Regions from separate parts of the Mus musculus genome. Here regions 1, 2, 4, 5, 6 and 7 are each linked to region 3. The links are chromatin loops, found by intact Hi-C in ENCODE. Cell type or tissue: heart. All regions are shown on one strand. Region 1 has its middle 32 kb from the start of Gm36260. Region 2 holds the start of Gm44689 (a long non-coding RNA gene). Region 3 holds the start of Gm39033 (a long non-coding RNA gene). Region 4 has its middle 24 kb from the start of Gm39034. Region 5 holds the start of B130024G19Rik (RIKEN cDNA B130024G19 gene). Region 6 has its middle 120 kb from the start of Gm44689. Region 7 has its middle 2.2 kb from the start of Gm45990.

Region 1 (4,000 bases), 320 kb before region 3:
GTTAACCACTGAGATATAATATCAATGCAGGCATAGATTTTTGAACCCAATGTCATCATTTCAAACTACCAAACAGCTTTGTTTTTTCCCCTTAGTTTATATGCCCAATTTTTTAAAGTATCTATTGATATAGTACAGCAAAAGTGTCCACTGAGCATTAAGTGCTGAGTGTGGGAAAGTGTGATCAGGGCTGCTAATGGAGGTTTGTCACTCAGTGGGTTGGTGTGTCCTCGTGACATGAACGAATTATTCCTAAGTGTTTTTCATTTGTATTGTTAGCTACAGACTAACATAGTTTCGCCTTTCCTTCATTTTCCTATGAAGTTAATATTAACCCACTGAGGTTGAGCTGGTAAGATACTCCACAGAGTTTGAGTTTAATATTTTATGTAGGTTTTTGGCTTTATGGACACACTTGTGACACCATGGACTTAAATAACAATACACTTATTTTATACAATCAAAAATTAAGTGTAAGGGCTGGCAAGATGGTTGAGTGGAGAAGAGGAGCTTGCTGAAAAATCCCAGTGAACTGAGTTCAATCCGCAGAACCCATGTGGTAGTTCGCTTTCAACTTAGAAGGTGCTTATTCCAAGCTCACCTAGGTAGCAGAGAGAGAAGGTCTCAGGACTCAGAGGGCATCAGGAGAGAGCGACAAAATGAGGATAACAAGCAACCGTCTAGACAGACTTTCCCTGGAACACCTCAGATATTACTGTCTCAACATTTCTTTTGCCGATTCTGCTGAAAAGAAGGTATTACAATTTCGTTGGCATTGGTGACCTGGCATCTCTGAATTATTTCCTGCTTTGGTTTACAGAGGAATAAGCCTGTAATTAATTATATATCAGAACATGAGAATCGACCTGGCAATAATGTACAGGCTAAGAACGTTCTATTTACATATGTAGGTTATTTAAAATATGTCTTGTTAAATAAATATTTAAAATCCCTCCTTATTTGGCTTATAAAGTGTTCGAAAAGAGGCTGCAGTTTGACTTTACAGAATGTTCAAAAGTGAGAGACTTGATCTAGACAATTGTCCATGCCCAGTTAACATCACCTCCTATCCTTGCATAGCAGGGCACACAGAAAACATTCTTAGTAAAAACAACAACATCAATTATTTACATCAGCACTGAAATGTATACTAATGGGAACAAGTTGGTCTTCAGGAATTCATATAACTTATAGAACATATAAGTACAACAAGGAGCCTAGGTATGAATGAACGAGATGCCCAACAGTGGATAGGGTGTATGGAAAACAGTGGTGTCACAATAAAATGTTCCCTCTGTGGGTAATTTCCTTCTTGTATATATCTAGATTTACTTTTAAAGGGAAATAAAATAAAATAGAGAACCAAAAAGAGATTTTTTTTCATGCCCGTCAAATCAACAAGACCCTGGTAAGAAGAACAGACACAGGACGTGACAAGGTGGGAAGATAAGAGAGTCTCAATGATACACAGGAGGGATTCTGCTGGAATTGATGAGGGCGCCCTGAAGTTAACTTTCCTCCAGAGGGTTTGCCTCTAACCGCCTTTGGTCCCTGCAGAACGGTTCTGTGAACATGGCAGCTGCGGATCCACCAGGGGGAGCAGTTCGCCAGCACAAAACCAACCTTCCCGAAGGAAGCCGCTGAAGTTGGCTCTTCCTCTCAATTTACACAGCTGACAGGACCCTGATTTTATCAGTTCTCCTAGATGCAGCACGCACATACCTGGAGCTGATTCCCTCCAGCCAGCCTCATGCTACTGGGATACGATACACCTCACAAACTCATGATCACAGGCACGCTTTTCCGTGCATAGCAGCCCTTGTAATGTACCTCGCCTTTTTTTTTTTTTTTTTTTTTTTTTTAATAGGAAGTAATTTGGGCTCAGCTTCCACACCATCTTTTAAGGAGAGAATGAATAGTTTATCAAACTAGTTGTTCGGCGTGGCATTAAAGTGTGTGAGAGTCTCCCTCAGGTCTCGAAGGCAGGTATCTACTGGAGTTTACTGATAACCCGGTTTCTCTCTTCAGCAACCCCCCCCCCTTTTTTTTCTTCCTTTAACCAAAGCCCTGGGGCTGGGAAAGAAAACAGCTGTCAGAGAAAGGCTGGTGTCGGTGATAAGCCTTTTGTGTGCAAGCTCAAACTTTGAGACCAGCCTGTCCAAACAAAACAGCTGTGGTCTTCAGTGTGGACGGCAGAGTACACCAAGTCTGTTGGTGAAGGGGGGTTGGGGGGTTGGGGGAGGCAGAAAATATGCCGGTCCCTGAAGCATTCTGTACATGGTTGCACAATCCATGAAGGAATTCCCAAGGGGAGCCAAATTTTATTTTTAGTAGAGGTCAGTCCTCCGGTCTCTATCCTAATCCTCCATTGTGGCGCTTTAGCACATTGCTGTTACAATAGCCCTTGATGCTTGAGGTGGAAAGCCTGGCTCCTGGCTCCGCAGCTCTGGCATGAGGAAGGCGGAGGAGCCTGGGGGCTCATTCTAGACTCCCAAGTCGCTAGTGAAACTGCTCTCGGGGACCCTTGTTTCTAGATCAATCTGCTTCAAGATCCGCCTCTTTCTGTTAGTCACAGAGCCTGTGTCAAGAGCCTGTAAAGAACAATGTAAGGGACGCCAAGGCTACTTTGTAACCTTAGTCTGTGCACCCGGCTCTTAAAGCCACTAAGTGAAGCGAAAGTCACTCTTTTTTTTTTTTTTTTTTTTTTTTTTTTTTTTGAGAAACAAGCAAACAAACAAACAAAAACCCAACAGACTGTTTCTGGAACTTATCTGCTTTCGTTCCCTCATTTGTCCCTCATGGGCAACTCTGTAGAAAGCAAGCCTGCAGCTGACATTCAGGGAGTAGCTGATACCACCTTTCTACGGGGGTTAGTGTCCCTTCTAAGTAAATCAAACACAGGAACTAACTTAGGAGCATTTTCCTTCAACCTTTCTGTTATTATACATTCTCATAATTTTCAAATTGACTTCTGAATAAACCACAGAGGGGGGAAAATCATGATTCTCAGGTGATCTTACGTATTTAATCTGTCGATTGTTGTTGTATGTTGTTTTTTAAGAGGACCAGGCTGAAAGAGCTGAAATCATTTCGGGCAAAGTTTTATTTTTGGTATTCCACTACTTTATCACAGTTGTTCATCCTGGAAATGGAAGTGAAAAGAATCCCATTAAAAATACATAATAGTATGGGCCAGGCATAGTAGCACATAGAATCCCCAAACTTAAGAGACAGAGGCAGTGTTGAAACAAACTCAAGAGCTAACATTGTGATCTGATGTTATCACAGGGATCTATGTCTCAGTATGGGGGTAATCTGGGTATTTTTGGACCAGGAGACTGAAGGACAGACAGCACTTTACCTGGCTGATTTTCTTGCTACTCTTCTAGTTGTGTTTGCGCAGATACCACAATGCTATATTCTGAATTCTGGCACAAATCCATGAGAGGTAAAGCTTACATGGGTATTAAGTGCTTAGTCACCAGATTGAAGAAACTGAGTCACATTTTATACCTAGTAGAGCAGTAGAGGGCTGTCTGCCCCTGCCCCTGCCCCTGCCCCTGCCCCTTTCTGCTTTTGCCTTTTTCCCTTGCCCTTCCATTCCTTTCCAATCCCTCGCTTCCTGAGTTGCTCCAACTTAAGGACCTGTATGTGATAAACAAACTGTACTGCAGAGCCATGGGTCAGACCCCAGAGTAGAGACTTAGCATCGCAGGCAAAAGGAGACACCGATTTCAACAAGATGTCAAAATTGTGCCCATACCTGACCCGGATTTCTTAACACTCCTCATTGAGAAGTGGCCCTCTGCCTAGACCCATCTGCAGGTCCTTGGCGAGCGGGACAGGCTGTCCCAAGCCTCCCATTTAGTGTGAACTGCTTGCAAAGGAGTTCAGAGTTTTTCAGAGTTTTGTGACAACTTCTGCCCTGCAGATAACGCACTTGAATGGTTTCCTTCCTCCCCACATCTCCCGCTCAGCACTGAAGAGAAGGATCTACCTT
Region 2 (4,000 bases), 610 kb before region 3:
TAGAGAGACCCTGTCTCAAAATAATGCATAAACAAACAGACAGACAGACAGACAGACAGACAGGGGGATAAAATATTTGTTGCATTTCTATTTTTGAAATCCTGTAAGTATCTTATAAATAATAAATTTATGACTTGCTCACTTCCTTGCATAGGTAGTGAACACACCAACTTTTGGGTCGACATTAATTTTATTTTCTAATTTTCACTTTTTAAATGAATTTCATTAGTCAGAAGTCATATGAATGCATTTATAGGCTTTATTAGCTTATGACCCAGTGCTCAACCAGGAGGCCACAGGAAGCCTTGCTCCACTAGACTAGAAAGTTGTCCATCCTGGACAAAAAGAGTCCCAGGAATTTTTTCCCCTAGGCAAATTACTCTAGTTACTAGCTGTTGGACGTCCAGGGGACATATCTCAAGGACAACATATTTTAAGAGCCAGACAGGGAAGAGTGCTAAGAAAAGCTATCTTCTTACTATGAAGCTGCAATAGCAACCAGGAACAACAGCATTTGTGACTACCCACTGAACACAAACACACGGACACACAGAAGGACAACTGACAGACAGAAACGCAGTCCCAAGCACATTCCCATAAACATATGACAAATCATAGGGGAGGGGGCTAGATGAGAAGTAATTAGGTAGGTGGGATGAAAAGAGGGGGAGGAGGTGCGACTGTACTAGTAAATGTATGGCTTTTTTTCCCCCTCTAGCACTCAAATAGGTTGGATTTTGGAGAGCAATCAGACCAGGTGGGCAAAGTCAAGCTGAATACAGAGTGAAAGAGTGGGCAGAGTGGAGGTGGCCAGCCCAGTTGTCAGGTGTGTACGGTGATCTGGTTATGGACAGCTGGGTGTGACCAGAACTAGTCCAGTGTGGGCCAGGTGGAGTGATTAGGTGGAGTCCCCGGTAAGCGGAGGTTGGCGATCAGTGTGGGCGGTAATGCCTGCGGTCCTCGCCCGCAGGGCCGCTTGCAGACAATGGCTCCCCATCCTTATCGCTGCTCACAGGCCTCCCCAGAGCACAGCGGGCGGTGGCTCTCCCTCGGTCCGGACTGCCGCCCCGCCGCCCGCCGCTTCCTCCAGGCGACCTCACGGCCTGGGGCGCGGCGCGGACGGCCGGAAACGCTTGGTGGGATGGCGCGTCGGCGACACGCGCGGCCCGGCGGGGAAACAAAGGCGGGATGTGTGCGGCCAAGAGTCCGGAAAGCGGGCGCCGGCGGCGCAACCCCCGCTCCCCGCCCATTGTTCGCTGCGCGCGGCCACACGCGCCCAGGGCGAGCTAGCGCATCCTGCCCGACCTTCCCTGAGATGCCTGCCTGCGCTGGCTGCGCTGGGCAGGTGACATTCTGAGCGACCTTGTGATTTCAGAGCTGTCTTTGTCTGAGAGCTCCACATGGATGACTTCCTCTGACCACCATGCTGAGAACGGAGTGATGTTTCACTCCTGTTTTCCACATGAGAAGAAAAACCAACAAAAAACAAAACAAAACAAAAAACAAACTTCAGTAGAACAGGCTAGGTCTACTCCTGCTAATTCCAGGGTCCCAAATGAAACCATCTTCCACATGACTCCACATCTGAATTGCCATGGATTTGACTGTAGTTTTAAGTCAAGCATTGCAATAAAAGGAGTTTCTTTAGCCTGGTCCTTCAAGGCTGGTTATCTAGAAAGTCCAGTAGGAACCTAGAATTTCCGAGCTGGGATTTACTAATGACTTCCTGCCGTTTGCAAGATTGTCCTTTCCCCTATTGTTTTGGTTTCTGGCTGGCCCATTGAAGGAGAATGTGTCACTAATACAAAAACTAAGTGTTGTCTGTGGCAAGTGTTCAAGTCTAAGGCATAAGTAGATTGAGGACCAAGACTTTCAGAGTCAACAGATTAGTCAACCTGCAGTTTCCATCTTTTGAGTCATCAGAGTTGGCCTCCCCTAGTTAATCCACGAATGCACATATTTATGTGTTTTTTGACAACCTGTGCCCCCCGGGGGAATGAATTCTGGATGGTTGTTGATCCAGTCTTCCTTTGTTGTTAAGGCAGCCTGTGTCTCTTAGCACCTGAAGATGACCCTAGCTCCCTTGGCCTGAGGTCAATAAGGACCAAATTGCTCTCTTGTGGTACTGGATTTGTAAAGAAACCGGACTGTTTCATGCCAGAATTAGATGGAGCCCTCTGGCTAACCAGAAGAGGTTCTAAGGACTGGTGATCAAAATTAAATATAGTGAGCCTTGTGGAACATTGACCAGCTGAGGGCACGGGTAAGGAGGAGACACCAATCCTTTTCCTCGGGAGGTCAGAATGTTACAGAGAGGTTCCAGTGCTTCTAAACATCCTCTAGGAGGGGCTGTGAAGTCATTTATTGGAAAAATACTTACCAAGTCTTACTGTAGAAGATTCTGAGGAGAATAGAACAAAACAAAAACAAAACTGGAAAATTGTCTTAGATCTCAACCTCATGGTTTATAATCTAGTAGAGAATGTCAGAAAAGAGTACTTGATGTCCATATGCAAATAGTGAAGGCGCTGGCCTACAGGAGACGGTGTGCATGGCGGTGCTAAAGGGGCATTGCAGAAGGAAGGCTACCATGTGAGTAGTTTTTCCAAGAGCATCCTAGGCTTGGGAAAGATTATTTCAGAGTTGGCTGTGTGGAGGTTGGAAACACTGTCTGTTAGGAGAGAACTAAAGGACCCTAGTGTGGCTACAGCTTCTGCGTGTTTGGTGGAAGGAGTCCTTGGCTGATTCAGAAGCTAGTTTATCAGATCAGATCAAAGAGGGCATCTAGATTAGACTAGAGTAATGGGGATGACTAGAGATGGCAACAGATAATAGAAGAGGAGGATGGAAGAGGTGAGCATGAAGGAGGTTAGTACACAGAATGCGTGCGAGGGAAAAAGGATTTAACAAAAGTAGCCCCACCAGTTACTGGCTGAGCAGTTCCCTTGGAGCAATAATATGGAAGAAAAGGTCAGGTGGGGCAGTTATGCATTATATCTTGGGCACATGAGATGTGAGGTGACTTGAAGTGATTGAGATGTCATCAGAACACTGAGGTGGGGAGTGGGAAAGGAACAAACTTTGTTGGAAGACAGATGTCGCCTTCAATGTGACAAAGCAGGAATAAGTGGGGTGAGGACCTAGGTAGATTCATACATTTGGTAGCAGGGAGGCCCAGAAATGGGTGGCTTGAATACTTAAGGCTCAGAATAATTGATAGGGGATAATAACCAGTAAAAATTAAATATTAGGAGCTCATTTATTATAATATATAGTTTTTATTTATTGAAATGGAAAATCCAGATGGAAAAGAGAAGGGTAGTTGGTCAAGGAAATATGAGCAACTTAAGATAACTAAGAAGATGTAAAGGAGAAGAGAGACAGCATCATAGAATGAAGGGGGTCCAGCCAAGACTAGATGACAAGTGATGGTTAGGGGGCCATATGACTGATGCTCGCTTGGACAAGGACATGGCCAGGATCAAGACTGAGTCAAATAGTTATAGGAGTTATTGGAGAGGAATTAGTTAGGAAGTGAAGCCCCTGAGGTTTTGAATCTTCATCTTCACACATTTAAGGAACCTAAGGTAGCAGTAGGGCTTAGGTTAAAAAAGAAGAGGCTTCCAACTGGGGCCTCTCATTTTTGATGATGGATGGGAAAGAGAGACAGAGATGGGGAGGAAGAAGAGGTATCAACACATCTGTCAGCAACAGAGGCAAACGGGCATTGAGGAATCACCATGAGTGGGCAGAAGAGTCTGGGTGGGGTGAAAGAGAAACTAGAAACCTCTTCACCGATCTGCCCACTTCAGGCGTCCACCAGTAACCCTTGCTAATATGAGCAATTAGACCCGAAAGCACTTTCATCTCTGAAGTATTTCTGGAAAAAACATCTTTCCCACGTTGTATTTTTGAAAATTGACAGAAGTCACTGAATAGGTTAGCTCTCCAGAGGACTGTGTGGAATCTGTGAACTCCAGAGCCAGAGGAAAAAGCACTT
Region 3 (4,000 bases):
TACTTGGACTTTGTGTTTCTTACATGCAAATCACTACAATGGAAGTAAACAACAGATCTTGCCTTCCTCCTGTTTCTAGTTCAGTCCTAGCAATAGACAGAATCCTTGGCAATATAGACCAAGGCTTTATGGATGTCTGAAAGATAAGGGTGCCTGTTGAGAGTTGTTCTTAGGACACAGAAGAAAATAGTGTCTGAGTCAGAGTTCATATATTTTTAAGCTCACGATGTAGGACTAGACTCCACAGACCAATCCAGTCCAGACCCATTGTCTGTTAGCACTGAACTCAGTGGTGCACAAAGGTACCCTCTTCTCGATCTTGTCAGAAGGACAAGAGAAGCTCAAAGATCTAAGCAGTGTCTTCTGGGACAGCTTAGAAAATCAGTGTTTACAGCTCATTGTCAGGATTTTGGAAGAGACAGTTGTGTGTTCTGGCCTCTTTCTCCACTGCTATGTATTATACCCCACAAACAGATATGGATTTAGGATGGTATGGATTTGGGCCACAGACAGCTGCAGGGTTGTGATAATGTGGAATCATACTTCAATTAAGCCCTCTAGCTAAGAATTATAAAACATCCAACTCCATGTCCCCCTGTGGCTTTAGAAAAATCTTCCCTCTAAACTGTGATTCTATACCTTTAACAAGCAATGTGTCTTGGATAGGGAACTGGGGCACCATCTACTTTTAAAGAAGATAATAGATTGTATCAACAACCCCCATCCCTAAATCCTCAGAACATTAAGTATTTTTAAAAGTCAAAACAATGTCACTGTGACTTTCAATTAGTTTCCATTTCCACGCCGCCTCCAAACTTCCTGATTCCAGCTGGGATTGTGATCAAAAATGCAAAAACATATGTAGAGAAGTTATTCTCATGGTACATCTGACCGGAAGCAGGAAGTGCTAACTATCTCACGGGACAGCCTGTTATCAAAGTATACCCTGTGCAGCCTTGCCAAGACAAGAGCAGTTGTTTATGAAACACTCAGATAAAGAGACTCCGGGAGAATTCAGCTACAGACTCATCACAGGGAGACACAAGTTTGGGAAGGCTCTCTGGACCTCTGTATCCGTCACCAAACACAAACACAACAGACTTGAATAGCTAGCTGATAAAATTATGTTCTATTAAAGATGTGTGTGGCATTAATAGATTTCAGCTGCTCTTGTCATAGAATGAACTATGCAAGATGATAGATTGGTTAACCTGCCTCTGCTGGGTTGTAAAAACTGAAAGACCACCATTTATCTGTAAAGATGTTAATAACTTTAAAACACCTATGTGTTAAAAAGATTTAGAAATTAGCAAAATCCTATTATTATTATTATTATTATTATTATTATCATTATCATTGTTATTATGCACTGATAAGCAGCTGTGTAGTCAGAGCAGCAATTGGGAGAGGTTACTGTGGAAATTTACTCCACCCCTTTGCACAGAGGAAATAATAACTTTGCTCTTCAAATGTAAAATTACACATTTAGTTTCTCTATAGTACTTGAAAATATTTAATGCAGACTTCCAAATAAAATAACCTACATTTCAGGAAAATGCCTGTTTTTAAAAAGTGCTCAGAATTTTATCCTCTTCTCTTTTAGCTAGGATAAATAGAAGGAAAATCATTTTCAAGCATTCTAACCATGAATTCTGAACTCATCTGTCATAAAATCACTGGCACACAGCTGGCAACTGGAAAAAGGATACTTTTAACCTCAACTGGCATAAACGTGTGTATTTATTTTTAAGAAGTGAAGTATAAACAGACATTCGGAGAGCCAAGTGTTTTATGAAGAAAAAAGACTTTGCACACACACATACACACAGAGAGACACAGACACACAGAGACACAGAAACACACACACACAGACACACACACATCTCCCAAGGGGCCAGGAGGATTTCTGTGGATGTGAATTCTACTCACTGTTAGTATTAAGGAAGTGGTGGCTTTTTAACAAGTTACTCATGCCTGGAAAATAGCCCAGCTTTGCAAGTTATCCAGGATTCTTTGCCAACTGTCCGTGGGAATCATTGGGATGGGAAAAGTTCAAATTTGTTTTAAAAGAACTAGCTCAATGGAAAATTTGAAGAAGAAGAAGAAAAAAAAAAAACTGTAGAAGACACCAACCACTCACTCTGCTTGTCTTCCCGTTAAGTAAGGGAAAAGTTTAGGCAGAGTTGCTTTATTTTTCTTTGGCATAATTTTAAGAAATGGTAGGCTTTTATTTCTACTACCCAAGGATAGCCTTTGATTAAACTGAGGTTGTCAATAAAGGGATAGAGGACCCTCAGTCAATGCCATAAGCCAGGTGATCTGGTCTAGCTGCCAATCTTCCTTCTTGTCCTTAGTACATTTTTTGCTGTCAGTTTCTAAACCACAAATGGTGAAAGGAGCCACAATCGGAAGTGATCCAATCCATCAACACCAGTGCAATATCACCTTTTCTATAATCTATGGACTGTTCGGCAAAGCACGAGGGCAGTAGTTTTCAACCTTCTTAATACTGTGGCCCTTTAATAGAGTTCCTCATGTTCTAGTCACCCCAGCCATAAAATTATTTCATTGCTCCTTCTTAACTGTAATTTTGCCGCTGTTATGAATCATAATGTAAATATATGATATGCAGGTATTTGATATGTGACTTCTGTGAAAGGGTCATTCCGTCCCCAAAGAGAGAGGTCTTGATGACAGGTTGAGAACCACTACTCTCAGGGCTTTCCTCTTGCTTATATTTTATTTGTGCTGTAGCAAGACTATAAGTCAACATTTGCTCTCTCCCTCCATTGTTTGTCACTCTAATTTTGGAGACAAAGTGCATGTTCAGCTTTTGTGTGGGTTCTGGGGATCCAAGGTCAGGTCCTCATGCTCCTGCACCTACCACTTTACACACTGGGCTATCTCCTCCACCCCAAGTATGTTTCGAGATGTATTCACCCTAATGAACTTTTTTCCAGATATGGAAACTGAGCCACAGACTGCACTTGATAAAACAAAAGGCAAAGGAGTGGTAGAGACCCAAGCAAGCAGTTTCAGTGCCCTCCCTTCAGCCTCATAAGAGAAAGCTCATTTCACAAGACTCTGTGCCATCAAACTCTGTTAGACCACAATACACACTGATGGGACAGAACATTTGTAGAACAAGGGTGAAAATGGAAGCTTTCGGTTCCATTCATGATAAATAGATGTGAATGTTCTTACCCTTGGAGCCAACCAGCCCAATGGGTCCATTTGTCCAGTGTCTGTTCATCCCAACAGTACTTGCATAGAAAGAACAGTAGTAACCAGACATGTGTTAGGGATACTTCTTGACTCAGCAAACAAATAAAGCAGCACTATCTTCTTCTTCAAAACATATCTAGATGCTTAAGGATAATTACTATTTTTGTCTACAAAAGAGAGTAAAATAAAATATTTAAATATGTTCTATCTCTCATAGACAGTTAAGAAACTGGCTCTTTCAAGTAGACACTTGGTTAAAATGATGAGCAAGAATTTTTCACTGTCTTACTATTCATATGTTGTTGTTGTTGTTGTTTTTTTTTAATAAGTCATTGAGCATGTTCTAGAGATTGGGCCAATGAGTTATTTTTAGTATTCACTCTCTTAAACAGCAGAAGTGCTTCAGGGACTAATTTTCACCCCTCTGCATTTACATTCCTTGACTTTTTTCAGGATTTAATATCTAGATAATTGCTTTTACTTGGCATGATGAAGGAAACACTGCCAGCCCAGTTTCAAAGATCTCCACCTACAATGACAACAGCGGCGACAAATGCCCTCTACTTGGCTGAGTTCATTTATTGAGCTTCAGAAACCAAATTTTAAATTTGAGATTTGCCAACTTGGAATCCAAGAAGTCTTCACTTTTATTTTCCTGGATGGAGGTTTATTCTTCATCTATGAGAAGATACCTTACTGTTCTCACACAAGTAAAGTGTCCAAATTGCATCTAAGGTGATGCTATTGATACTGTGCCTTTTTAAATGCCTTGATC
Region 4 (4,000 bases), 220 kb before region 3:
GTCCTATTCTGAATAGCTTTGGAATCCATAAACAGTAAGTTTTACTCTTTGTCACAGGTTCTTTGAGGGCAGTGGGTGGGCAGGACGGAGCCAATGGTTACCCTTAGTCATATGCTTCTGCATACTTAGCATGAAGACCTTTGAGATAATTACATTCTGCATATCCGAGCCAACTAGCAGAGCTTCAAGATGACAGGAGGATACATCTGGGCCCGATAACAATTGCAAATACTCAGGGCACACTCTTAAAAAGAGCTTGTGTTACCATGTGAGACAGCATGTTTTACAACACTCACAACAGTCAGATAAATAAAACAGCTCTCGGTGGTGCAAAGCTTGCTGGGGGAAAAATGTATTTCGTAACATTTCATTTAGAGCAGAAAAATTTCCCCACTGAGAAGGGAACATTTGACCCTGAGAAAATGTTAAGTTCTTTCCACAGCTGCTTGAGGTAATGACAACGCAATACTCAAGACTGCTATTAATGATGTTGTATGGAAAATGACATCACCTCTCCTTCAGAGGGACAGTTTTGGAGCTATGGGTCCAATTTGAAAGACTAGAGAAGAGCTGGTATAAAAAGTCAGCCTCCTTACACAGTTCCAAACAGAGAGAGCTAGAGTGAAGAGTCTGTCTGTATATTTATGTTTGCACCCATGCTAAGCGGAAGATTTTTTGTTCGTTTTGAAACTGTCTTTCGGGGCAGGCTTAATGTGTGGAGCACAGCTGAAGTCAATTTCAATATTATCATTCATGCTTTGGAGTGGAAGTCAGGTAGGAAGAGGAGAAGCCGGAAACTAAGTCGTCCACACTTACAGAGATGCTAACCATTGCAAGTGAGTTCCCAAGCAAGCCGGCTGGCTCACAAGTTCAGTAGCCACCAGGCCCCTTTCCTCCTGCTGTAGAGAACTGCAGGATCAGAAACAGAGGGGCGCATTGACTGGTGCCTGCCACGGCCCTCCTTCCCCCTGGTGCGACTGCAATTTGGTGGATGCAGTTTGGCATGTGAGTGGTTAATATTCTTGCTCTTTCATTCTTGGGCACACTCTTGTAACAGTGGAAATCTCACACATTTACCTTTCCCTTCTGGACATTCTTCTTTCAGACTTGTCTGTCAGGATCAGAACTTTATCCTGATGGAGCAACAACTAAATATGTGACTCCCATCTCTCAGGCACACTGGAGCCCTTCGCTTTTTAGTAAGTTTCACTTTCTGAGTTTTAACAGATAAGGGAGGGGCGAGGGAGGGTTTTGGTCTCTGTTTAGCAGATGTGACTGACTGGGGCTCAGCTGTATGAGGATGCCCCTTACCCCACATCCCACATCAGAACCTTGCAGAGCCCAAGCTCAGGCCTATCGGATCTAATTAGATAAAGACCCTTCATTGATGAGACTACTTTAAAATGAACAGTGATTTCAGCTTCAAAAGTGCATGCCTTTCTTTTCTATATCTCAGACATAGAGCAAAGTCAATAGACCGACCCGCCCACAATGTGTTCTAAAATAACCCTGAATTCAGATGCACTGAAAAATGGTTAAATGAACTGATAAAGCATAGGGAATAACATATAATATCCTGTAGAGATGTACGCCTCCTACATAGATGGATACTGAATATACCTCTAAACATGTGTTATTTTAACAATCACATGCTGTAGCTCCCAATTTATTCTCATGAGGAGGGAAATAAACACAGATTTTCTTGACCGTAATTAATGTGTTTAGGGACCACACTCCACGTTTTACTGAGTCCCTGTGCACTGGGCTCCTTCGGTCATCTCTCTTGAAGACAAAATGCACCTTTTTCTTAAGTAGTCCCGAGGTTTGGTTTGTTTGTTTATTCAGGGGATGGTGGAAGGACATGGTTTCTCTGGAAAGCTGGCTCCTGTGTTCTCAGGGGTTATAAAAATGGGAATCATTTTTATTGGCAATCCCCGGGAATAGTGCTGAGACAAATGGAAAGCTGAAGATAAGGATCCTCTGAGGTGCGAACATACAGCTGTTGGGAATTGCCAGAGAATCGGACCAATAAAGGAAGTCACTATTTTTCCAGGCCTGAAGTGAGTTATAGGGCGAGACGGGTGTTGTATATTTATGTAAGGCAACAGCAGGGAGTTTAAGCGGCTGGATATTGCTGAAAGAGCATCATTCACATTCAGGCGGAGACAAAAGGTGGAAATGAAGCAACATCCTGGCCAAAGAAGGCCTCAAGACAGAATAATAACAGTTCAGAGAGGGGGGCTGTGTGCACGGCCGAGGGTCGGCCTCAAAACCAGGAAATGATCGAGATGCCTTGTCAGATCTTCAGAAAACAGTCACACACACGCACACGTGCAGGGATACACATACACACTCAAACTCAGGCCTGGCCAAGTGTCCTTGGGAAGGAGGTCATTTATCTTTCATAGAACTGTGGACAGAATTACCTGCAACCTTCATCAGTGTAGCCAACAAGATTGGCTTACCAAAAGTGCTGGAAAAAAATTGTATTTTGTACTGTTGTATGTGTACACACATACATACAAAAAATTTTTATACACACATATGTATAAAAATATGACATCCACATGTGTCAGCAGGCCTCTTGTTTGCTATCTGTTTTACACAGACTTCAAACTCACTGAGTTAGAGAAAATTCTAATTCAGGAAAATATTCTAAGAACATAGATCTGGTTGTCCTAGAGTTCCAAGGAAGGGGATGGGCAGGCAAAGAGACTGTCTTATCTTCTTGTTTATTTATTGTCCTTTTGCTTAGAGGAAGTTGCAAGCTGAATGGAAGGCTCATGAAATCCCATTCTCCTCTTGTGACAAATACTAAGAGGAAGAGAGAGAAAACCCGTTTTAGGGGGTTGGGGTTAGGGGTGGGAGAATGACCCCAAATAGGAAATAGAGGAGTTTCAGCATTCCATATCAATCTTTATAGGTAGTCTGTGGCAGTCTTGAATTTTTTTCTTTTATCCTCCTAAGAAGAAAGGGAAATGAAGAGACGACAGGGGGTTGGGGGGCAGTTATGGGGATAATTATGATCAAAATAAAGTGCAAGGAAAAACATTTTTTAATTAGTTAAAGAAAGAAAGAAAAGAAAGAGAGAAAGAAAGGAAGGAAGGAAATATTCTAGTATACCCAAATGTGAAATGTTACTGACCTTTCGAATGTTGGGTTGTAGATGTTTCTGAAACTACTCATTTGAGTACAAGCCAACAAACCAAGCACAATTAAACTGAACATATCCTATCCTATAGCCAACTTTCTTTAACACTAAACCTGAGTGGTCATTAAAATAAGGAATGGTAGGCACAGCTGGCCTAAAAAAATGGTGAGAACTATCCAAAAGTTATCTGAGGAGCTGATAAGAAAATTTGGGAAAAATTCAAGAAAAATTAAAATGCTTGGTAGTAAGATGAGTGCTTTGTGCACCACAGAGTCAAGGCCTGGCATGAGCTTTTCTTATTCATAGTAAGAACAGTATGACTGAGAAGGGTGTCTTGTGAAGAAAGGGTGTTTGTATCCTTGTGGGTATTTTCCTCAAATGTAAAGGGATCAAAAAAAAAAAAAAAAAAAAAAGAACAGAATGGCTTTCACTTTTTCTTTCCTTTTTCTTTCCTTCTTCAGTCTATGGCTAAATAAGCAGGAAATCAAAACAGCCAAGAGTGATAACTAAGCAAGATGAATGGGATGCACTGGAACGCAGTAGCTTCCTCCCCACACTCTTCCTACCCTGCCCATGCCAGCTTTCTGCTTCAGGTCCAATATTGTCAGAGCATGGGATTCAACAACTTTCCTAATCACCAAAGGCAAGGAAGACTAAGAAGTCACATCCCAAGAGTTAGCAACTTGTGTATGGTGACAGTTTGTGCTGCAATTGCTGGTGAGCCTACTAGACAGAGTAGAGAAGACAAAATCCTTTAGAAACCACATATGTAGCAAAGTGGTTCTCCTTTCCAACTTACTATTTTCCACTGGGGAAATATATAGCCCAGCATCTCAGGGCTGGGGTCGT
Region 5 (4,000 bases), 730 kb after region 3:
CACTGTGTTTAACTTAATTCCTGTTTAAGACAGGGACAAGAAGCAGTGAAGAGCGTTCGTTCCATTTGTCAAGTCTGACATACATCTTACCATAACAGTTTCCTAAAATAAAAGATTCATGTTTCCCCATTCTTCTCCTCTTAAAACAAAACAAAACAACAACAACAACAAAAATCCATTAGTTCAAACTGTACTAAACTGCAAGAGACAGCTCAGTCTGCTCTCAAGTTTTGCCAGTTATTGTATCTCTGCTTCTTTTACTCGTTTGGGGGAATTGATAAGGGGAGGGGTGAATTAAGTATTCATTATTTAAAGGCATGAAATAGGGGAACCCCTCCTCCCAAAAGAAATAGATTTCCTCTTCAGGAAAGTTCTAGAATGGACAGTAGAAAGGGGAGGGAGGCACTAATCCACAGGGGAGAGGAAGAAAAATCATTGGGGAGGGGGGACTTGAGTTAAAAGTAGAAAATGAGGATTCCAATTGATTCCTAGGAAAAAATGTTGGCCTCCTGTTTCAAGTTCTATCTTTGATCCAGGGTGAGAGGACCGTGTCTGCCAGTCTTAGGCTGCAGCTCCCCCCCCCCTCTGGTTTTTCCCCCCCAACTTGCTTTAGGATTAGCTTCCATCCCTCTCAACCCCAAATGGTGGAATTTGGCTGTGCCTCGGGGTTGTCCTGCTTTGCAATATTGCCTATAGTTGTTTTCGGTTTTCTGCTAAGACTGAGCCGGGTTGCTCCAGCCTCCGACTAAACTCATTAAGTTGGGAGATTTTTTTTTTTTTTTCAATTGGAAGGGTGTTTTTAAAGTCTCCTCTTTCCAGCCCCAAACAAGGTGTAACAACGCACTCTTCCTTCTAAGGCATCAGATGAGAGACAAGGATCACTCCAGACAGCTCCTACCTACGGTTTGGGGTTTTTTTTTCTTAAAGGCGAGGCTTGCATTCCTCAGCAGCTATGTACAAAGCTCCCTGAAGCTGTCTCTCTCTCTCTAAAGTTAGTGTGCAGGCTTTTCCAACGGCTGAGAGCGCCTGGTACACAGGGAAGCAGTTCCTTGAGGTGGAAGATCTCTTCTTTCACCTTTCTTTTTCCCTGCAGACTAATGCCTACTTTTTTATCAGTTTGCACAATCGCTTAGATAAACACCGAGGAGGAGAGTCTCTTTAATTATCAAAGACACATCTTTTCAGGGGGCCAACAAAGCATTTATTTCACCCGCCAAACTAAAGGAGAGTTATTCCAGTTTAGAAGGAAGATGCAAGCGGTTTGGGACCTTGAACAAGGCAAATATGGTTTTGGTATGTTTGCTTACTGTATTTTTTTCTCTTTCTCTTCTTTCTCACTTTTCTCCTTGTGCTGTGTGGGGTTGGGGATGACTTGGGGCTTTTCAGAAAATCGCTTTGCTAACGTGTATGCAATGCCTCGGACTGTGGTTGAAGGGGTCTGGGGGAGGGTGGGGGCAGTCAATTCAGTGCGTTGCCATATTTTATTACATGTATGTGGTAGCAGAGGTGGAAGGGGGGGATACAATTGCAAAGCTGCCAAAATATGATTAAACCGAAGCATAAAGACTGCGGTTGCCTCCCATCTCCTCGTCCTGTCTTCTCAAACTCATTTCCTTCCATAGAACTGACTGAAAACCAATCCTATATGCCTGGTTTTCCAAGCAGCAGATTGTCTAGGTTTGCTAGCGAAGGGGCTGCTAGGCTGGCTTTGGGTATCAGAATTTCCTGTTCGATTTGCCTCTGCGCTTCATTTTGCAACCTTGTGCAGCTGACATGCAGGCAGGCAAGCAGGCAGGCAGGCAGGGACCAAAGCCTTGCCTGGCGCCCTCGGCCGCGGTTCCGGAAGGAGAGCGCTCTGTTAAGCTAGGAGAATCTCAAGGAGAAGGGTACTCACCATCGGGCGGGGTGGTGAAGCTGGCGTGCGGATTTCAGGCAAACGTTTACCTTTTTGCTGTCTATTGCAACTGCGCCGGGCTGACTTTAGAAGCAATTCTGTGCTCTGTGCAAAATGTTCATGGAACGGTTCCTCATTAAAAAAAAAAAAAAAAAGCCAGCGAGAGAGACGACAGAGGCAGAAAGAAAAAAGAGAGGAGGGGTGAGGGGGACGCACATAAACCCAGTTTCAAAAAAAAAAAAAATCATCTCTTCACTAGAGACTCCGGAAACGTAGAGGCAGCGAGATCCCAGCACAGTCCAACCAAGCCACAACCAAATAATTTTCAATCCTGAAGAATTATTCAGATTAAAATGTACAGAAGTTTCATTCTCCTATGCCTACGTGAGCCCCAAGTCGTTTCCCTTTAAGGGCTCCTTTTCTTTTAAAGTTGGATTTTAGGCAGCAAGGACTCTTACACTAGGGGGCAGACAGATACTGCACTTACTTCAATCTTAAGCAATTTTTTCCCTCCCAGCATATGCTCTGATTTAGCACTGTAAATTTTTCAGAGGACCCAACTCTGACAGCCCCTGGTGATTTTCAAAGTACCACAAGCCAGTGGTTAAAAATTGCATTGACTTGGAAGTTCAGAGGGACACAATGGAAGCCCCTTCTCTATTCACGGAGCTCCAGTGTGGTGGAAGAGAAAAACACACACGACTAGATTGAGGGAAAGGAGAAATTCAATGGATCCTGGATTCTACTGAGCTCAGAGTTAAACTCGGAATTGCTGGGGTCTGTATTCATATTGTGATTTAATCTGTAAAGAATTACAGACTAGCCAACCACTTTCTGCAAGGAAACCATATTCCTGGGAGCTGAGGATATATATTTTTTTCATATTAAGACAAATGTTTTCCCCTAACTTTGACCAGTCAAATAAAGCTTGCCACCATTCTCATTAAAATAGATTTACATTTGCAGTAAAGGGCTTGGCTGAGTTTTTAAAAATAATAACATATAGAGTTGTATCTTTTAATTTTAGGACTTTTAAATCTTAGAGTTAAGACAGCTGAGCATCTTTAAGAAGGGCATTTAAAAATATTTTTGCTCCTCCCCATCCCCAATTCGGCTGTCCTGTCTCTTCATTCTCTCAGTAAAATTAATTACAATTCATGTGGTGATTTTTTTCCCTTCCCTTTCTAAACAGCATTTCTATAGCTAAATGAGTCCTAAAATACAAAGTGAAGCACCTCTAACTCTGTGGTAGTTATGTGCCTAGCTGGCTGTAATTCTACAATTCATATATACATATATATATATATATATATATATATATACATATATATATATATTTGAAGTCTATAATTTCTTTAGCTTGAAAAATGAGGAACACACACACGAAGCTTCTCCTCAAAAATCACCTCTTCGTGTGTGTGTGTGTGTGTGTGTGTGTGTGTGTGTGTATGTGTAAAAAGTAATCTTGACATGGAAATGGCTGCACTGGAGAGGCAAGATTAACATTTCTCCATAATCAATTATGCTCATCTATTAAGTCGAGATGGGGCTACCTATTAAATTTCCTGTGTCAGCCTCAGTCTCACTATATGCTGAGCTTGCCTCTAATCTGACATTTGCAGTATCAAATAATTCCTTAAATCAGAGAAGTTTTTTTTAAAGACCCACAATTCTCTGAAATGACTTATTTTCTATCTTTCTTATTCTCTGTAGGAGAAAGTTATATGGTGTCTCTAATCAGCCAGAAGTGCTCAGCCTAGCTTTACTCTATGACCACCTTATTACACACCAGGTTTATGATAGGCTAGTACCTGCTATAGCTTGTTATTTCTTAAAACATTCAAATAATCACAGCACCTGCCGCTGTAGTGCAATATGTGAGTTCTGTGGAGAAAGGGAAGGCTGAGAAAGATTTCAGGGTGAAGCTTAAATAGGATTTTTTTTTCTCTTTGCCAAAAAGTCAGCGTCTGCCTGCCCATATCTTTCTGCCCTCCTTGTCTCACACTCTGTCTCTATGTGCAAAAGAAACTGCCCCGAAAGCGTGGTTTTCTCATGTCAACTGTATGTTCAGTTCATTTTACTAAAGTAAAATTTACACTGCCAAAT
Region 6 (4,000 bases), 490 kb before region 3:
CACACACACACACACACACACACACACACACACACACACACACACATAGGGCATTCATGCACACACCCAAACACATTCTCTCTTACACAGATATACCAACTGTAATAGTATTTTTAATTGAAAAGCATAAATTTGGACTGCTAAATCTATTAACGATTTGTTTTAATTAGGAACCCAGCTGCTTCCTGAGTTTTTGCAGTCTGGGGTTCAGAACTTCTGCCATACTGAGAATGAGTCTCAAGTGGGTTGCTTCAGCCTTCCAGATCAGCATTTTTAAAGACTTGTTGGAAGGAGGAACTGCATAAGCTTCTGGGCTATAAAATCCCAGCTGCATTTGTCCTTGGGTGGGGATGGGAATGGTTTGTTAGTGTAGCCAGAGACCCAGCCCTGACCTCTGCTTTGGCCCTGTTATAGCCATCAGGCAGCCTGATCTCTATCACTCTACTTGAGTTCTTGCCAACTAGATGCAGAGATGAGCCATTGTAGTTGATTACGTGGTTCAAACTTAGACTGCCACCAGTAGAGGAAGCTGCTATTTAATTGAAGTTCAAAGCATCCAATAGGACTGGTCATTTTGTTTTGTTTTAACACAGAGGAGGTTTAGAAAGTAGTTCAGTACAAATACACTCAGTAGAGTTTGAAGGACAGAATGTTCTTTTGGGAAACTGTTTTCTTATGCCAAGGCCAACATTAAGAGGAGCACAGAATATTTTGCTCATCAATGAGTAAATTCATTATTATGTTTATTCACTTTTTTGTCCAGGTTTTAATTCAATCTTTACTCATAGCCTTCAAAGTCAAATATGTGGTACTAGAAACATGAAGAAGACTAAGGCATTCCTTTGCTTAGGGAGTTAGAGTTTAACGAGAGAAACCTAGAATATGAAAGGATGAATATAGAATGGAGTGGGCACTGGTCCAGGAGGACACAGAATACAATAATAATGGTGTTTGGGGTTGAGCCATTGTCTGGCGACTGAGTCTATAGTTGGATAAACATGACTAAGGGAAGTATGGGTAGATTAAGGAAAGGATAGACACCGGGGTAATTATCTGAGGAAGGAAGACTGTCTTTTACAGCCCTATGAAGAAAGGCTTTCATAAAAATTACATGGTCAAATTGGAACCCGGAGAAGCTGGGCATGGGGAGGTCAGGTGAGGCTAGCTATGGGAGATAAGAAGCACAGACTTTATTATCAAGAAGCCACTAGACTGAGTACAAGAAAATGTCAGTTCAACATGAGAGGAAGTTCAGTTGAGAAATTATTTACCCAATGGTGAGGATACATAAACAAGCACAGAAAAATACACTTGAAGAGACTGATATTAAGGAAATGTCTCTAAGAAGCCAAACTTATGACAGGTTAGAGATAATTAGGAAAGAGAGTGGCAGGTCAAAGATGCTCACAGCTGTGTCAGTTTGGCAACGATTGAAGAAAGAATAATAGACACTGTATTCCTGAAGAGGAGTAGCCATGCTACAATGGGAAGAAGGGAGTCCTTGCAAACTGATGGGTGAAGATGGGTTGTAATGGATTACTTGCTTGATAATTGAAAAAAATCACCCAGAGATTCCATATGCCAATGTAGAGAACACAACGTAAAAGATTGAACTAGAACATGCCAGAATTTCTACAAATTCAATCATAGAAGGGAAGTTTCAAAAATAATGTATTTGATTTTAAATGGGCTTCATTAATTCATTAATGTATTATCAATTAACTTATCAAGAAAAATTCTTTTAACATTTAATATAATGGGAAATAACTAGGGATCAAGAAGCGATAACGCATGGTCTATAGGGGTAAAGTAGCATCCACAGTAGCCCACGATTTTATAGTTTGAGAAAACTTTATTAGAACACACATCTATATTGATTCAGTTAAATGTTGCCTATGGCTATTTTGATGTTCAGTGGCTCAGATGAGAAGGTAATTGTAGAGATTGCCTGATTCAAAAAGCTATGTAGGAGAACAGCAGAAGATGCTCCCTCTAACAATCAAAGAAATGGGAAAGCCAATGGGAATATATTTACCTGAATTAGGAAATTGGTATGGTTCTTCCTGTGTCACTGAACCAACTTGAAGAAGGATGCTTAAAATGTTTTAGTAGAATATTTGTTCACTCCATCCACCTGTTGCCGGCACATGAAGGTAAATGGTGCATGAATGGCAAGGAATAGTCAGTACTGGAGTGTGGATGGCCTATGGAAAGGGTCACTGGAACCCACAGACCTAAAGCAAGGTCGGGGAACCCTAAGGAGCAGCCACAGGAGGGCAGCAAAGTCACATGATGTTAAAAATAGCTCCTTGGGAGCAAGAGAGGCCAGCAGTGTGCCTATTTAAAGAATTATCTGGAATTTAGTGTAATGCAGCCGAAGATCCAATGGGAGTTGCTTTAGCATGACTAATAGTTTCCCCTGGATCAAATTAGGAAGTACTCAGAAATAAAACTTTGCACTTGAGAGAATCCACATATTTGAAAACAAGAGAGAACTTTGATTATCAGATGATGTGTCAGTTAGTTCCTGGAGAAGGTGTGTGTATGTCCACTTAAATAATGAATGTCCCCATTTTATCTGAGTCCTTCAGAAAATGGCATAAGCACACTACCACCATAATCCTGCAGTGAAAACAAAATCTTCTTATAATTATTTTACAGCAACAGTAGACATTGGACATTGAGAAACAGCATCTTTCTTTCTCTCTCTCTTTCTTTTTTCTTTTTTTCTTTCTTTCCCTTCTTTTATTTCTATCTGTCTGTCTGTCTTTCTTTCTCCCCTCCACCACATTTACTTATTTTGTGCTCTGCTCTTGCCAAACATTGAATTTGAGAAGGGGAATATAGCACAAGATTAAAAAGAGAGTGATGGAGCTGTTTTTTAATGTTAAAATCATGCTCACACCAAGAATAAAAAATACCCATAGGGAATAGATCCTGACTTTAAAAGATAGTTCTGCTTTTATTTCTGTTCCTTGCTTTGATTTTGGTCATATGTCATGCCACATTTTAATTTGAAAATGTAGACAGACATCTAAAATCTTTGGCTTGGAAGGACAGAAGATCAAAGTTTTAATGTAGACAAATGTACTTATTCCATTTTTTAGACTTTATTTTGAAATTTTATTTTCAAACACTGAGCTTAGAATCAATTTTTATAACCTATTTAATTGAACTTATATACCCCTCCAAAGTTGACATGGGTCTTAGAGGTGACAAGCCAGTTCTTGACAGAGGCATGCCCACCATTCAACCTTCCTCAACCCGTTCTCATCTCTGGTGATAGTCTTTGTTGGCTCATGGCGGTGCATCTATTAAATGCTTGCTGAAATAATTATATTTTGAAAACCCTTGATATTTAGGAGGAAATTGATGACTCTCTAAATCAGGATCAACTTTGACCAGATCTTTCCAACTAAGAAGAAGTGATGACTAAATAATTATAACAGTTATAAGAATTTTTTTTCTTTGATTATGACAATAGATAAAAGCTTACACATTGGGAATTAAAAGGAACTTTAGTAAAAAATAATAATTAACTTTGTAGGGGTGTATGTATGTGCTAAAGGGAGAAGGCAGAGAGATAGAGAGTGTAGAAAGTAAGGGAGGGGCTGAGACAAATGGAGCCCTAGCAACTTTTGAAGCAGCAATAGAAAGATGTATACATAAATGTACAGCTTTAATAATTTATAGACTGTTTTCACTTACAGACAATTCACTAGGCTCTGCCCAATAGTTACCTTGCAAGAGCTTGCACTGCTGCTTGCTAGCATTGAGCCAGGCATATAAGAAGACCTCTCTCTCTCTCTCTCTCTCTCTCTCTCTCTCTCTCTCTCTCTCTCTCTGTCTGTCTCTCTGTCTCTGTCTCTGTCTCTCTCCCTACATGTTCCTGGCTCATCTCTTCCTCTCTTCCTGTCTTTCTTCTTGTCTTCCTGTCTTCCTCACCCTCTCTCTGCCTCCACCCTTTTCTCTTCCCCAAAATAAATCTTTATACTGGTCT
Region 7 (4,000 bases), 55 kb after region 3:
GTGTGTGTGTGTGCCTGTGCATGTGCACACACAGGACCTGGGGGACTTCCCCATCAATACTGCTTGTCATTTCATCAACCAAGCATGACCCTTTTCTGGCACTAGCTATTTATGTTTTCATGTCTTTGGCCCTCCATGCAAAATACCTTGAAGCATGTCAAAGGGAAAGGAAGACCAGGAACACCTTTGGTGTGTCTGATTGTGGCTGTGAAGCATCCACCAGGGTGCCACCAGTTTCCTGTGGATCCTTCCATAGTCCATCAGGGCTATGGATATGGATTCAGTCAACAGAATTCAAGTGGCATTCTGATGCATGGCTCAGAACCTGGAGGCTGTGGTCAGCCTAACTTGTTTCATGTGACTTACTTGTACAACTCACAGCCAGTCTCCACCCACCTTACCATAATAAGGCTACTAATATTGTAAGGCGTCTAAGCCATAACTCTTCTGGCTGTCTTTCTATTAGCTATAGACTTGCCCCCTCGGGAACTGTAGCCAGCAAGGGGCCATTTGACTGAGAACTCTCCAGATTTCCTTCTGTGCACCGGTGTGGTCATGGGCATGTTTTTGCCAATTCTCTGTAAACCAAGTCTGCTATGTGCAGTTCCGTGCTTTTCTCCCTGTCCCCTCGGTCCCCTTTCCTCATTCCTGTGGGCTGCTCTAACACAGTTGCAGAACTGGTCGTCCAGGTTTGACAGCATAGTCTGGAGTTTTGCTGTAGAGAAGTGCTGTGAAAAATGGCCATCATTGGCAAGAGAGGCCCCTTGCTCTAGCAAACTTTATATGCCCCAATACAGGGAAAAGCCAGGGCCAAGAAGTGGGAGTGGGTGGGTAGAGGAGCAGGGCAGGAGGAAGGTATAGGGGACTTTTGGGATAGCATTTGAAATGTAAATGAAGAAAATATCTAATAAAAAATTAAAATTAAAAAAAAGAAAGAAAAATGACTTGCTGAAAAGCAAGCCAGCACCACAGAACAAGAGAAGATGCATCAGACTGCTGAGGAAAGATTATCCACCTCCCTAGGCTTCTGTCTCCCCGTGAAGACCATGAGAGATGTGTCGTTTTATCTGAGCCATGGTATTTGCTTTTTTTATTATTATGTTTCCGTGCCTATCCATATATTAGTATGTATAGCTAAGTCTTTTAATTATAGAAAGGAGTAACCACTTAGTAACAACAACAGCAAAACATCATGAAGTTCTGAAGGGCTTATCATGCATTTCTGTGCCAACATATACTACATATCAATAGCTGTCCCTCACCTCACCAGGTAGCTACTTGAGGAAGCACTGTGTGTGAGCCAAGAAAATGTATAACTTTATCCAGCATTGCAATACATAAGTATAGGTGATATTAAATATTGGTAGTTTCTTCTCCAACACTCTCATTGCCTGCTGTCTAGACTCTCTAACAGGTTCTGCCACATTCTGAAACAGGGTAGCCACATTCTCTGAATATTCAGATTAAAACTGCTAGAAAAACAAACAGAGAGGCAAAGTCCATAATTTCTTTACCTGCTACTAACAGGTCTGGGATTTTTTTTTTCCAGCCTTCTTCCTTACTGCACTGGTGGTGAGCACACCTATACTTGAAGATGACCGTAGTGAAGGAGATGAAGCCCTGAGATGGTGACCTTTTACACTCAAGTCTGCCATGAGGATGCTCAGAGCAAACGGAACTCAAGGTGTGAGGGAAAACTAGAGTGGGGAGGCCTGAGGACTGATGTAGCCTGTGGAAATGAAAGAAGGGAGCACCCGACTCTCTCACCGGGGAAGGATTCCAGATTTCGTGGGTAGGGTGACTAAAATTGGTGATCTCTGCCCAAACCAAAGACATGCTTGTATGAGAAGTGAAACTTTCATCCACATGTGTACGGAGAGCTTTCATACCTTGTATTTCTTCATTGTGACTCCCTGATAGCATCTATGGGACTGCTAGAACAAAGAAACCTGTGTTATGTTGATGAAACATACATAGCTACATGTAAATAAGAACTTCATTATTTATCACTGAGATCTGCCTGGATATATTATACAGAAGACACACTAAGAAAAGTTACGAGCTCCAGCCTTGACTAAGCACACCTTACTCCAGCTATAAAAGAAGAGTACTCAGCAAGGACACCAACTTCCTCTAGAGAGCTCTTTCAGAACGCAAACTAGAGACAGACGCATTTTTGTCTCAAAGTGTATTTCAGAATAGCACGATGGTCCAAGTCCATTTTTAGAGATCTCAAGTTGATATAAACACACTGATATTTGTGTTCTCAATCCAGCATATGGAGAATGTCAAGAGTTGGCTGTTTACCAAATAAATAATTCAAGATGATGGACAAAAAAAAAAAATCAAAAAAGATGTCTCAAAATAGACAAAGCTATTAGCTAAATCTGAGCTGAGTATGAGGCGAACAACAGTCAGGGAAATTAAAGGAATTTGAAAAGATTCAGAGAGTCAAATGTGTGCATTCATAAGGTAGACTGAGTTAGTGATATGCATATATCAGTGAATTTTAATGTATAGAAACTAAGGGATCACCCTTTGCGCTTGCTGGTGCTCACACTCACCCGCTGTGCAGCACTCTTACAAGCTGTTTGGAGCTACGGAGGTGACTCCTCCTTCGGTATAGTTCAGTCACTAGTAAGTGAAGCAAGGATCAGAAGATAATTCTGAGTGACAGAATTGCATGGAAAGGAAAAGAATATATGGAGTCATCGAACACAGTGGAATAAGGCTAAGTGGGTCGGAGCTAAGCGGCAATCCTAAAGTACTCAGCATTGTCTTTTTTTATTAGCTCAGTCCATGATGAAAGCCTAGATATGTGTCATTCGGGATTCTGAATGCATCAACACGTATGTTTTAAACTATTAGGACAGAGAGGCGTTTACTAATTAGACACGTAGATACTCGATCACAATATGAGAAGCATTGTCAAAGAGTACAGTCGCAGTCTAATTTGTCACATATTCAGTGCTTAACCATTAGTACATTTACTTCTAGGGGTCCTTGAGTGGGTGTATCATTTGCCAGGTAATGTTCTGACCAGTCATCTCTTTTTGTCTTCACAGTCTTCTTAAATCTGGAAGCTATATTACTGACTACCAAATCTGAAGAAATGAGTATATACAGACTCTTGGTGTAATGGCTATTCTTGGTTGTCAACTTGATTATATCTGGGATGAACTACAATCCAGAAGTGGAAGGTCACACTTATATTCCAGATCTTGAGGTTGTAAGACTCAGGCTTCTGAGCCAGCTATTGGAATAGAGAACTTGAGGCATGTGGTCATGAAAAGTTTAGGTCTAGGCAAGGCAGTCTATGCCTTTAAGCCCAGGAGACTGAAACAAGCAGATCTCTGAGATCAAGGCCAGCCTGAGACAAAGCAGTTCCAAATCCAAGTGTGGTAGAACACGCCTTTAATCTGGGTCACACCTTCTTCTGAAGGCCTATATAAGGACATTGGAAGAAGGAAGACTAACTCTTCTTTGCCTGCTTGCAATGACTTGCCAGCACATCTGTTGGAACCTACTACTTCAGGATTCCAGCTTAGACAGAAGAGCAGCTGAAACTACTAGCCCTGTGAGACTGAGCAACTACTAGTTTTTGCACTTCCCATTCACAGCTGCCCACTGCTGGGTTAGTTGGACTACAGACTGTAAGTCATTACAATAAATTCCCTTAATATATAGACATTCCATAAGTTCTGTGACTCCAGAGAACCCTGAACCTCTTTGATAGTAAGGGTCAGGTAAAAACCCAGAGTATGGGTCCAGGGTTGGGAGAGGAACTTCTCTACAGCACCATAAAACATTTTGATGTATGTATATAGTATCTATATACAAGTGCTGAATAAATTACTACATTCTGGAAGAGCCAGTATTTCTCTCACATGCAGTAACCTCATATATAGTGTCTATTTATTTGGAAAGTACCTCTGTCTCTCTTGACCACAGAAACTTATGCCATGTTTCTCCAAACACCACAAAGAGATCATGCATCTGA

The links. A loop is a pair of places that touch in the nucleus more often than their neighbours do. Peaks named below come from ENCODE experiments on the same cell type or tissue, not always from the same donor. Only the 100,000 strongest peaks of a DNase experiment are listed, where the experiment ranks them.
Region 1: a loop joins it to region 3, with 5 times the contacts of the local background. A loop is called at or near these places in 4 of 42 quality-filtered maps.
Region 2: a loop joins it to region 3, with 6 times the contacts of the local background. A loop is called at or near these places in 2 of 42 quality-filtered maps.
Region 4: it touches region 3 in a loop (9-fold over the local background); 5 of 42 quality-filtered maps call a loop at or near these places.
Region 5: a loop joins it to region 3, with 4 times the contacts of the local background. A loop is called at or near these places in 3 of 42 quality-filtered maps.
Region 6: a loop joins it to region 3, with 4 times the contacts of the local background. A loop is called at or near these places in 3 of 42 quality-filtered maps.
Region 7: it touches region 3 in a loop (2.0-fold over the local background); 3 of 42 quality-filtered maps call a loop at or near these places.

What each region holds. Positions count from the first base shown.
Region 1 is chr7:71,409,958-71,413,957 of GRCm38, reverse strand. No RefSeq gene overlaps it. Among named protein-coding and RNA genes, the nearest start is that of Gm36260, 32 kb to the right of the region's middle. In heart, a CTCF peak has its summit at 1,594 (motif pointing right); DNase peaks (open chromatin) are centred at 1,637 and 2,287; H3K4me3 peaks cover 1,336 bases; H3K27ac peaks cover 2,509 bases; H3K27me3 peaks cover 540 bases.
Region 2 is chr7:71,702,796-71,706,795 of GRCm38, reverse strand. It overlaps Gm44689 (a long non-coding RNA gene), which reads left to right and starts at 719. Exons shown (of 4, transcript XR_003946799.1): 1 at 719-826. In heart, a CTCF peak has its summit at 2,320; DNase peaks (open chromatin) are centred at 1,095 and 1,935; H3K4me3 peaks cover 991 bases; H3K27ac peaks cover 1,593 bases.
Region 3 is chr7:71,090,430-71,094,429 of GRCm38, reverse strand. It overlaps Gm36011 (a long non-coding RNA gene), which reads left to right. Exons shown (of 6, transcript XR_391596.1): 6 at 3,679-4,000. Gm39033 (a long non-coding RNA gene) reads right to left here and starts at 3,433. Exons shown (of 3, transcript XR_882210.1): 1 at 3,205-3,433. In heart, no CTCF peak of the experiment used is centred here; DNase peaks (open chromatin) are centred at 939 and 1,939.
Region 4 is chr7:71,309,827-71,313,826 of GRCm38, reverse strand. No RefSeq gene overlaps it. Among named protein-coding and RNA genes, the nearest start is that of Gm39034, 24 kb to the right of the region's middle. In heart, no CTCF peak of the experiment used is centred here; a DNase peak (open chromatin) is centred at 2,206; H3K27ac peaks cover 992 bases.
Region 5 is chr7:70,363,386-70,367,385 of GRCm38, reverse strand. It overlaps B130024G19Rik (RIKEN cDNA B130024G19 gene), which reads right to left and starts at 2,003. Exons shown (of 11, transcript NR_045850.1): 1 at 1,895-2,003. It also overlaps a transcript of Nr2f2 not described here. In heart, a CTCF peak has its summit at 2,359 (motif pointing right); DNase peaks (open chromatin) are centred at 1,825 and 2,365; H3K4me3 peaks cover 3,562 bases; H3K27ac peaks cover 3,492 bases; H3K27me3 peaks cover 1,283 bases.
Region 6 is chr7:71,580,270-71,584,269 of GRCm38, reverse strand. No RefSeq gene overlaps it. Among named protein-coding and RNA genes, the nearest start is that of Gm44689, 120 kb to the left of the region's middle. In heart, a CTCF peak has its summit at 2,265 (motif pointing right); DNase peaks (open chromatin) are centred at 329 and 2,289.
Region 7 is chr7:71,035,402-71,039,401 of GRCm38, reverse strand. No RefSeq gene overlaps it. Among named protein-coding and RNA genes, the nearest start is that of Gm45990, 2.2 kb to the right of the region's middle. In heart, no CTCF peak of the experiment used is centred here; no DNase peak of the experiment used is centred here.